Regions from separate parts of the Homo sapiens genome. Here region 1 is linked to region 2. The links are chromatin contacts, found by Hi-C or POLR2A ChIA-PET in ENCODE. All regions are on one chromosome and are shown on one strand. The core of a region is the stretch at or near the end of the contact, and the rest is flanking DNA. Distances in the headings are between cores, read along the strand shown.

Region 1 (3,964 bases), core at 181-2,680, 270 kb after region 2:
AGAGTTTAAAGCCTGGTGAGAGAGAGCAGGCAGAAGAAAACTGACTCTTCACTGGATAACTACCTTACGGCCCTTCCCTTAACAAGGCAAACAAGAGCAGAGGACTACCTCCCAATCTGTGTGGGAGGCTCACGCCTGTAATCCCAACACTTTGGGAGGCCAAGGTGGGCAGATCACCTGAGGTCAGGGGTTCCAGACCAGCCTGGTCAACATGGCAAAACACCGTCTGTATAAAAAATACAAAAATTAACCAGGCATGGTGGCGCACACCTGTAGTCCCAGCTACTCAGGAGGCTGAGGCAGGAGAATCGCTTAAATCCGGGAGGTGGAAGTTGCAGTGAGCTGAGATGGCGCCACTGCACTCCAGCCTGAGAGACAGAGCGAAACTCTGTCTTAAAAAAAATAAAATTAAATTTAAAAATGAAGGCCAGGCGCGGTGTCTCACGCCTGTAATCCCAGCACTTTGAGTGGCCGAGGTGGGAGGATCATGAGGTCAGGATCCAGACTAGGCTGGCCAACATGGTGAAACCCTGTCTCTACTAAAGATACAAAATTAGCCAGGTGTAGTGGCACATGCCTGTAATCCTAGCTACTCAGGTGGCTGAGAGAGGAGAATTGCTTGAACCCAAGAGGTGGAGGTTGCAGTGAGCCAAGATCGTGCCACTCCACTCCAGTCTGGGCAACAGAGTGATACTCCATCTCCAAAAAAAAAAGAAAGAAAAATAAAACTGAACTGCCCTTTAATCAAAAGATATCTGCTTCTTAAGGCCAAGGTGGGTGAATCACCTAAGGTCAGGAGTTTGAGATCAGCCTGGCCAACATGACAAAACCCTGTGTCTACAAAAAATACAAAAAAATCAGCCACGCATGGTGGCAGGCACTGTAATCCCAGCTACTCAAGGGGCTCAGGCAGGAGAATCACTTGAACCTGGGAGGCGGAGGTTGCAGTGAGCCAAGATCACGCCACTACACTCCAGCCTGGGCGACAGAGTAAAGACTTTGTCTCAAAAAAAAAAAAAAAAAAGATAGCTGCTTCCAAAACACACACACATATTCTCTCTCTCATGCATGCGTGCGTACACGTACACACACACACACACACACACACACACACACACACACACATTCTCTCTCTTTGTCCATCAGAAACCTATACAGGATAAGAGAAATCTTAGCTGGACATTGAGCCCCTTGGGTACAATGAAGCCAGTGCTGGAAGAAAGGAGACTCTCCAAGGAAAATCACAGATTCACATAACTCAGCCCTTGTGAAGCCAGGACAATGAGTCAAGCTGTTGGCTTGGACTATAGTCATCCTCAAGGCTCAACTAGAGTAGGAGGATCCCTGTTCAAGCTCACTTTTCTGAGCCAGTCATGTGGCTGCCAGCAGGCCTCAGAAGATCTACATCCAAGCTAGCTGTTGTGGTTGCTGGCAGGCCTCACTTCCTCACCACATGGCCCTCCCCATGGGCTGCCTGGGTGGCTGTCTTCACAACATGGCAAGTGCCTTCCCTCTATGCAGTGCTGCCTCATACCATGGAGTTAGCCTCCCCCAAAGTGAGTTGGGGGTGTGTGTGTGTGTGTGTGTGTGTGTGTGTGAGAGAGAGAGAGAACACACATGCAAGGCAGAAGTCAGAGAGAGAGAGACAGAACACACATGCAAGGCAGAAGCCAGTTTTTTTAAAACCCAATCTGAGCTAGCCAGCTAGCCTCCCGCAAAGTGAGGTGGGTGGGTGGGTGTGGGTGTGTGTGTGTGTGTGTGTGTGAGAGAGAGAGAGAGAACACACATGCAAGGCAGAAACCAGTCTTTTAAAAACCCAATCTGGGAAGAGACATCTCATCACTTCTCCTGTGTTCTATTCACTAGAAGTGCATCGCTAAGTCCAGCCCACACTCAAGGGAGGAGAATTCAGCTCCATCTTTTAAAGAAGGGAAAATCAAATCATTTTTGGATAGATCATTAAGTCCCACTACAGGGACTAGAATTACTGATGAAAATATAAGTAGCCAGATAAGTTATTAAGACATCAATGGATGTTTTATTATCATGGTACTTCCCAATCCCCAAGATGATAGTCCTATTTGCTTCTTTGCCTCAAGGGAGGTTTGTGCATGTTTTCTGAAAATATGAACTCCTTGAGGAGATTATACTGAGGGAAGAAGGGTAGAACAATGAGTGCCTTTGGCGGGAGCTGGGGGTTAGGTAGAAATAAGAAGAAAAATGGGAGCAATTTATCTGAGAAGAAGGAATTCCTTCAGAATCCACAAAAAGGGAACCTGCAACCCCACGTCCTAGCAGTGCCCAAGTCCTCAGAGAGAAATGGGCATGTGTTGTACCAAGCAAAGCTGAAGCCTGTACATCAGAATCCCCAGGCTTCAACGCCTCATATCCTCTTAGACAATGTGCTCAGTCACATCCAGCACAGGCTGAAAATCAACCTTCCACCCTTCTCCTGGTACCTCAAAAGCCTATTAGAGTCTCACATAACTCTAAGGAGGGGTGGATCTCTATTATTAATCACTGAGATTGTATTTCTAACCAGTTTGGTAGAATTGAGGGGGAGAAGGTCCCAGGGCAGAATTTTTTTTTTTTTTTTTGAGACGGGTTCTCATTATGTTGCCCAGGCTAGTCTGAGCTCAAACTACGCTCTCACCTCAGAATCCCAAAGTGCTGGGGTTACAGGTACGAGCCACCACACCTGCCCCCAAGGGCAGAATTTGATTTCATTTAAAGGAATTAAAATATTGTTAATACTTTTTGCTTACCTGATTTCATGAGGTAAGATTCATATGTGCTATACAGTCAATTAATGTACTAACCTATGGATATCTTTTGCAAATAAGTAATATTGGTGGTTTCAAAGAAAGTTCCAAACAAGCTGCTCCATTTAAGATTTTTCCGGCCGAACGAGGTGGCACACGCCTGTAATCCCAGCACTTTGGGAGGCAGAGGTGGGTGGATCAACTGAGGTCAGGAGTTTGAGACCAGCCTGGCCAACATGGCAAAACTCTGTCTCTATTAAAAATACAAAAATTAGCCAGATATGGTGGTGCGTTCCTGTAGTCCCAGCTACTCGGGAGGCTGAGACAGGGGAATTGCTTGAACCCAGGAGGTGGAAGTCTCAGTGAGCTGAGATCACACCACTGCACTCCAGCCTGGCCAACAGAGTGAGACTGCATCTCAAAAAAAAAAAAAATTCTAGGCCAGGTGCAGTGAGTGGCTCACAGCTATAATTCCAGAACTTTGGGAGGCTGGGGCAGAAGGATTGCTTGAGGCCAGAAATTTGCAACCAGCCTGGGTAACAAAGTGAGACACCCATCAATACAAACAATTTTTAAAAATAAAAAACCTGCCGGGCACAGTGGCACATGGCACCAGCTACTCAGGAGGTTGAGGTGGGAGGACTGCTTGAGCCCAGGCGTTCAAGGTGCTGTAAGCTGTGACTGTGGCACTGCCCTCCAGCCTGGGCAACAGAGCAAGACCCCCTTCTCTAAAATGTATACGGGTAATTTGGCCGGGTGCGGTGGCCCACACTTGTAATCCCAGCACTTTGTGGAGCTGAGGCAGGTGGATCACCTTAGGTCAGGAGTTCGAGACCAGCCTGGCCAACATGGTGAAACCCCATCTCTATTAAAAATACAAAAATGGCCAGGCGCTGTGGCTCACGCCTGTAATCCCAGCACTTTGGGAGTCCGAGGCGGGTGGATCACGAGGTCAGGAGATCGAGACCATCCTGGCTAACACAGTGAAATGCCGTCTCTACTAAAAATACAAAAAATTAGCCGGGTGTGGTGGTGTGTGCCTGTGGTCCCAGCTGCTTGGGAGGCTGAGGCAGGAGAATAGCATGAACCCAGGAGGCAGAGCTTGCAGTGAGCCGAGATTGTGCCACTGCACTCCAGCCTGGGCGACAGAGCGAAACTCCGTCTCAAAAAAAAAAAATAAATAATTGAATTCAGGCCGGGCA
Region 2 (4,109 bases), core at 1,403-3,902:
GGGAGACAGAGACTCCATCTTAGAAAAAAAAAAAACCTAGAGGGCAGGAGGAGCAGCTCAGGTATTGGAGCTGGGAGCTGGAACCTCGAAGAAACCAGGGCAATTAGGCTCTCCAACTCCCTCTCCTACTTCCTCTCTTGCCACAAAACAACATTCTCTGCTTCTTGGGGCACCGGTCAGGAAATGCTGGCTCCCCACTAAACTGTTCCAGACTTGGGGTAGGACTGCAGGTAGGGTATAAGAAATGGGGCAGGGCAAGGAAGCCAGGAAGAGTAAGGACAGGCAGGCAGGGGCCAGACAGGCGGGGCCGATTCTTTAAGAACAATTCAACAGATACCTGGGGCCCCTGCCCAGCTTAGAGCTGGAATGTGGCTCCTCAAAACCCCAAGGGTCCTGCCTTTTCTAGTCCCTCCCTTCCTCTCCTGAGAGTTGACCACTCTGGAGATTTGGGGGTTTTGCTTGCTTTTCTTATCCAAATAAATAGAGGGTTCTTTTTTGCCTGCCTTGATTGTTTTCTTTCTTTCTTTCTTTTTTTTTGCTGAACAGATGTTTGTGAGGTTTGTTGTCGTTGTTGTTTTGTTTTTAGTAGAGATGGGGTTTCACCATCTTGCCCAAGCTGGTCTTGAACTCCTGGCCTCAAATGATCTGCCTGCTTTGGTCTCCCAAAGAGCTAGGATTGCTGGCATGAAACACCATGCCTGGCCCTGTGGGGTGTTTTAAGGTTGACATGCGTAGCTGAGGAGAGGCAAGGCTGGTCCAGGACCTCCAGTCCCCTTCAGGGAATGGAGTGACAGTGAGAAAAGCCAGCGCGGCATCCATCCTGGACATCTTGGTAGAGCCCTCTCCCTGGACAGCCTGGCCAAATACAGGAGAGAAGGCGGCAGGCTCCCTGAGGAGAAGGAAGAGATAGTCAGTGGTGGAAAACTGGCAGAAACTTCTCCACCACTTCATCCGCGGAGATGATCCTCCGGACCCTGGCATTCACGTTGGTGGTTCCACCTACAGATGCCTGAGCCAAGCCCACGGGTTTCGACCCCAGCTCCACCCCTTCGGCCAAGCAGTCACTGGGCCTGGTGGACAAGGTCTACCCTGAGGGTTCTGGGAGTGAAGGGCTGGGCTGGGGAAGGTGGCTCTGGGCCCTCTGGATAGAGCAGGAGCAACCAAGTGGCTAGACAATGTGCCCAGGGCCGGGGCATGGGTTGGGGGGGTGCCTGAGCAGGAGAGCCAGAGGGCCAGGGAATAGTAGCTCTGGGGAGCTGTGTCTGGGAGCCACATCTGGGTGTGGGGGGACAGCTTTATAGGCCCAGCTCAGAAGGGTCCCACAGTGACCTAGGCCCTCTGGGATCTGGGATGGAGTGGGACTGCCTCAAAGCTGTCATTGTCGCTCCCTCACCCGCCTGACTGTCTGGGACTTAAAATAGCAGGAGCACAGCGGATCTCCTGAGAAGTTTCTGGCAAAGAGGTTTAGGGGGGGAGGGTGTGAGTCGCCGCTGGGAACTCTTGAGTTTGAAGCTCCCAAAGCCCAGCTGCTCCACCCCTGCCCCCAGGGAGCCTAGAATCCATGGGCGGGGCAGGTGGGGGGTCCTCTGTTCCCTCCCTGTCCTGCTGTGGGAGTGGGGAGACTGGGTCCTGCCCCAGCTCTGCCATGGAAGCACCGGCTAGATGGCTGGGCCAAGTCCTGCCCCCTTCGGACCTCAGTTTCCCAGATGTACCAGGAGTTGCGGACCTCAACATCTGCTGAGAGGTCCCTGGAGTTCATGGCAGGTGGTCCCAGTACAGACACCCAGAGTCAGACAGCCATGGGCTGAAATCCCAGTTCCACTCCTACTGGCTGAGTGGCTCTGAGCAAGTCCTCCCAGCTCTCCGGGTGAGTTTCTTCACCTGTAAATTAACAATGAAACCAAGTCCTGCTCGTTCCAAGCTTCAGATTGCGCTATCCGGTAAGGATCCTGGCAGCTCCTGGGCAACTGCCCCCCAGCCCCAGCCTCCACCCCATCCTCAGATGGCACATTTTGTGCTGCCAGGAATGTTAACAGCAACGTGACCCCACTTTTAATGCCATGTACTTTACACACACTACCTCTGGCTTCCACGCCCTGGAGGACAGAGCTGGCTACTGTCCCCAGCGCTCTCCTGGGACATCCTTAACCTCAGTACTGGCCACTCCTGGACGGAAGGGGTATTGGCTCCTGAGGGGGCCCTCTTGGGCATCTACCGTGTGCCAGGCCCTGTGCTTGGCTCACCCCTGGAGTCCTGTGGGGCAGGGCTGATGCTCCCGGTTGTGCAGATGGGGAGACAGGCTCGTTGCTCCCCTGTATCAAAGAGGTGCAGGGACCCCTTGCAGTTCGCAGTCCGCAGGGCGCGGGGCCGGGCTCTGGGCCGCGCGGTGCGTGTGGCTGGCGCGCCCTCTAGTGGCCGCTCTGCCTGCCGTGTTGCCCCGCGCGAGAGCTGCCCTAGAGTGGACGCGCAGCCGCTGGCGCGGGAAGTCCCTTCTCCCAGCCCGCCGCGGTCCCGCCTGCTGCGGCTCCACCTCCGCCGAACTGCAAGCGGTCTGGCCTGCCTGTCAGTCCTCGTGGCTTCGCAGGGACCCCACCATGGCCGCACGCCCCGCCCCGATTACCATGGAGACCGCCTGTACACAGTTTCCTCTTTCCTCTGCCCAGTCCTGGGGTCCCGCGGCCGCCTAGGAGGGAGCCCGCCGGGGCGGGGCGGGGCCGGGTGCCCATGAACAGCGGGGTCCCGGCCACGCTGGCCGTGCGGAGAGTGAAATTCTTCGGCCAGCACGGCGGGGAGGTGAGGTCCAGCGGGCTCTGCCCAGACTCCCGGCTTTGGATGCAGAGTGGTTCCTGGTTCTGTGTAGTGGGGGTTCCAGAATGTTCTCTGGGCAGTGGCTCAGGACATTGAGTCCAGAGTAGACTTTGCTAACCCAAGAAGGATCGAAGTAGGTTCTCAGCTCCAGTGCCGGGCCCCAGCTCCAGAGCAGCTCTAGGTTCTAAGCTCTGCCTGTAAAAAGAGCCCCGGGCTCTGGGCTCTGCCTCGAGAGGGGCACAAAGCTCCCTGCTGACTCTGGTGTTTTCTGGGGCCCTGGCTCTAAAGTGAACTCAGAACTTAGAGTAGATTCTGGACTCTCCGTTGTCAGCTGCGGCTCTGGAATGGGCTCTTAGCTCTGGGGTTCCAGGCTCTGGTTCCAGAGAAGGCTCTTGCCTCCAACTGCAGGCTCTGGCTTTACGGGACTCGAGAGAGGGCCCAGTGGGTCCCGGGTTCTGGGCTCTGGTGGTGGAGTGAGGCTTGAAGTCAAGCTCCAACCCCAGGCTCTTGGGGGGCAGTGTTTAGGGGTCAGAGATGAGCGGACAGGGGTTTCTTCCCCAGAATGGGACCGCTTTTGTGCTGTTTCTAGGTCAACTCTTCTGCCTTCTCCCCTGATGGCCAGATGCTGCTCACAGGCTCAGAAGATGGCTGCGTGTATGGCTGGGAGACCCGGAGTGGGCAGCTGCTGTGGAGGCTGGGTGGCCACACAGGTGGGGCTCCCACACCTGGCCGGGAAGACCGAGGCACAAGGGTCTGGCATGCTGCAGAGCTGACTGCAGTGACCTCCGATGAGCTGGGCACGGGTGCAAGGCAGGGCTGGGCAGGTTGGGAGATGGGACGAGATATCTGGGTGCTGGGGCTTAGACTCTAACAGGCCTGGACTCAGCCTTCTTTAAAAACACACACACACACACACATACATACAAAAACAACTGTAATGTAACACAGTAATACTTACTGTTGCATCCTTTTTTGTGTGTGACAGAGTCGCTCTCTGTCACCCAGGCTGGACAACCTCGGCTCACTGCAACCCCCGCCTCCTGGGTTCAAGCAATTCTCTGCCTCAGCCTCTCGAGTAGCTGGAATTATAGACACCTGCTACCACACCCAGCTAATTTTTTTGTATCTTTAGTAGAGACGGGGTTTCACCATCTTGGCCAGGCTGGTCTTGAACTCCTGACCTCGTGATCCACCCACCTCGGCCTCCCAAAGTGCTGGGATTAAAGGCGTGAGCCACTGCACCGGCTTTGTTGTGTCCATTTTTAAGTGTACAGTTCAGAGAATCCAGTACCTTCACATTG

The links. A loop is a pair of places that touch in the nucleus more often than their neighbours do. ChIA-PET counts read pairs that join two places held with the same protein, here RNA polymerase II (POLR2A). Pooled maps may share reads with other maps.
Region 1: a pooled map shows a loop between it and region 2 (3-fold over the local background). The contact joins the enhancer-like site here to the promoter of WDR38 in region 2. A Hi-C loop is called at or near these places in 1 of 168 maps with a recorded cell type or tissue (CD4-positive, alpha-beta T cell), 1 of 37 single-sample maps with no recorded cell type and 6 of 50 pooled maps. POLR2A ChIA-PET finds 5 or more read pairs at or near these places in 15 of 52 experiments (AG04450, CD4-positive, alpha-beta T cell, CD4-positive, alpha-beta memory T cell and 11 more).

What each region holds. Positions count from the first base shown.
Region 1 is chr9:125,124,826-125,128,789 of GRCh38, forward strand. All of the region lies in intron 2 of SCAI (suppressor of cancer cell invasion), which reads right to left. Among named protein-coding and RNA genes, the nearest start is that of SCAI, 17 kb to the right of the region's middle. Within about 2 kb of position 1,431, at least 21 of the 41 ENCODE cell types and tissues checked have a DNase peak (open chromatin) inside an H3K27ac peak, as active enhancers do.
Region 2 is chr9:124,850,808-124,854,916 of GRCh38, forward strand. It overlaps WDR38 (WD repeat domain 38), which reads left to right and starts at 2,653. Exons shown (of 9, transcript NM_001045476.3): 1 at 2,653-2,793; 2 at 3,398-3,518. The coding sequence starts at 2,725. RefSeq lists a silencer at 2,705-2,754.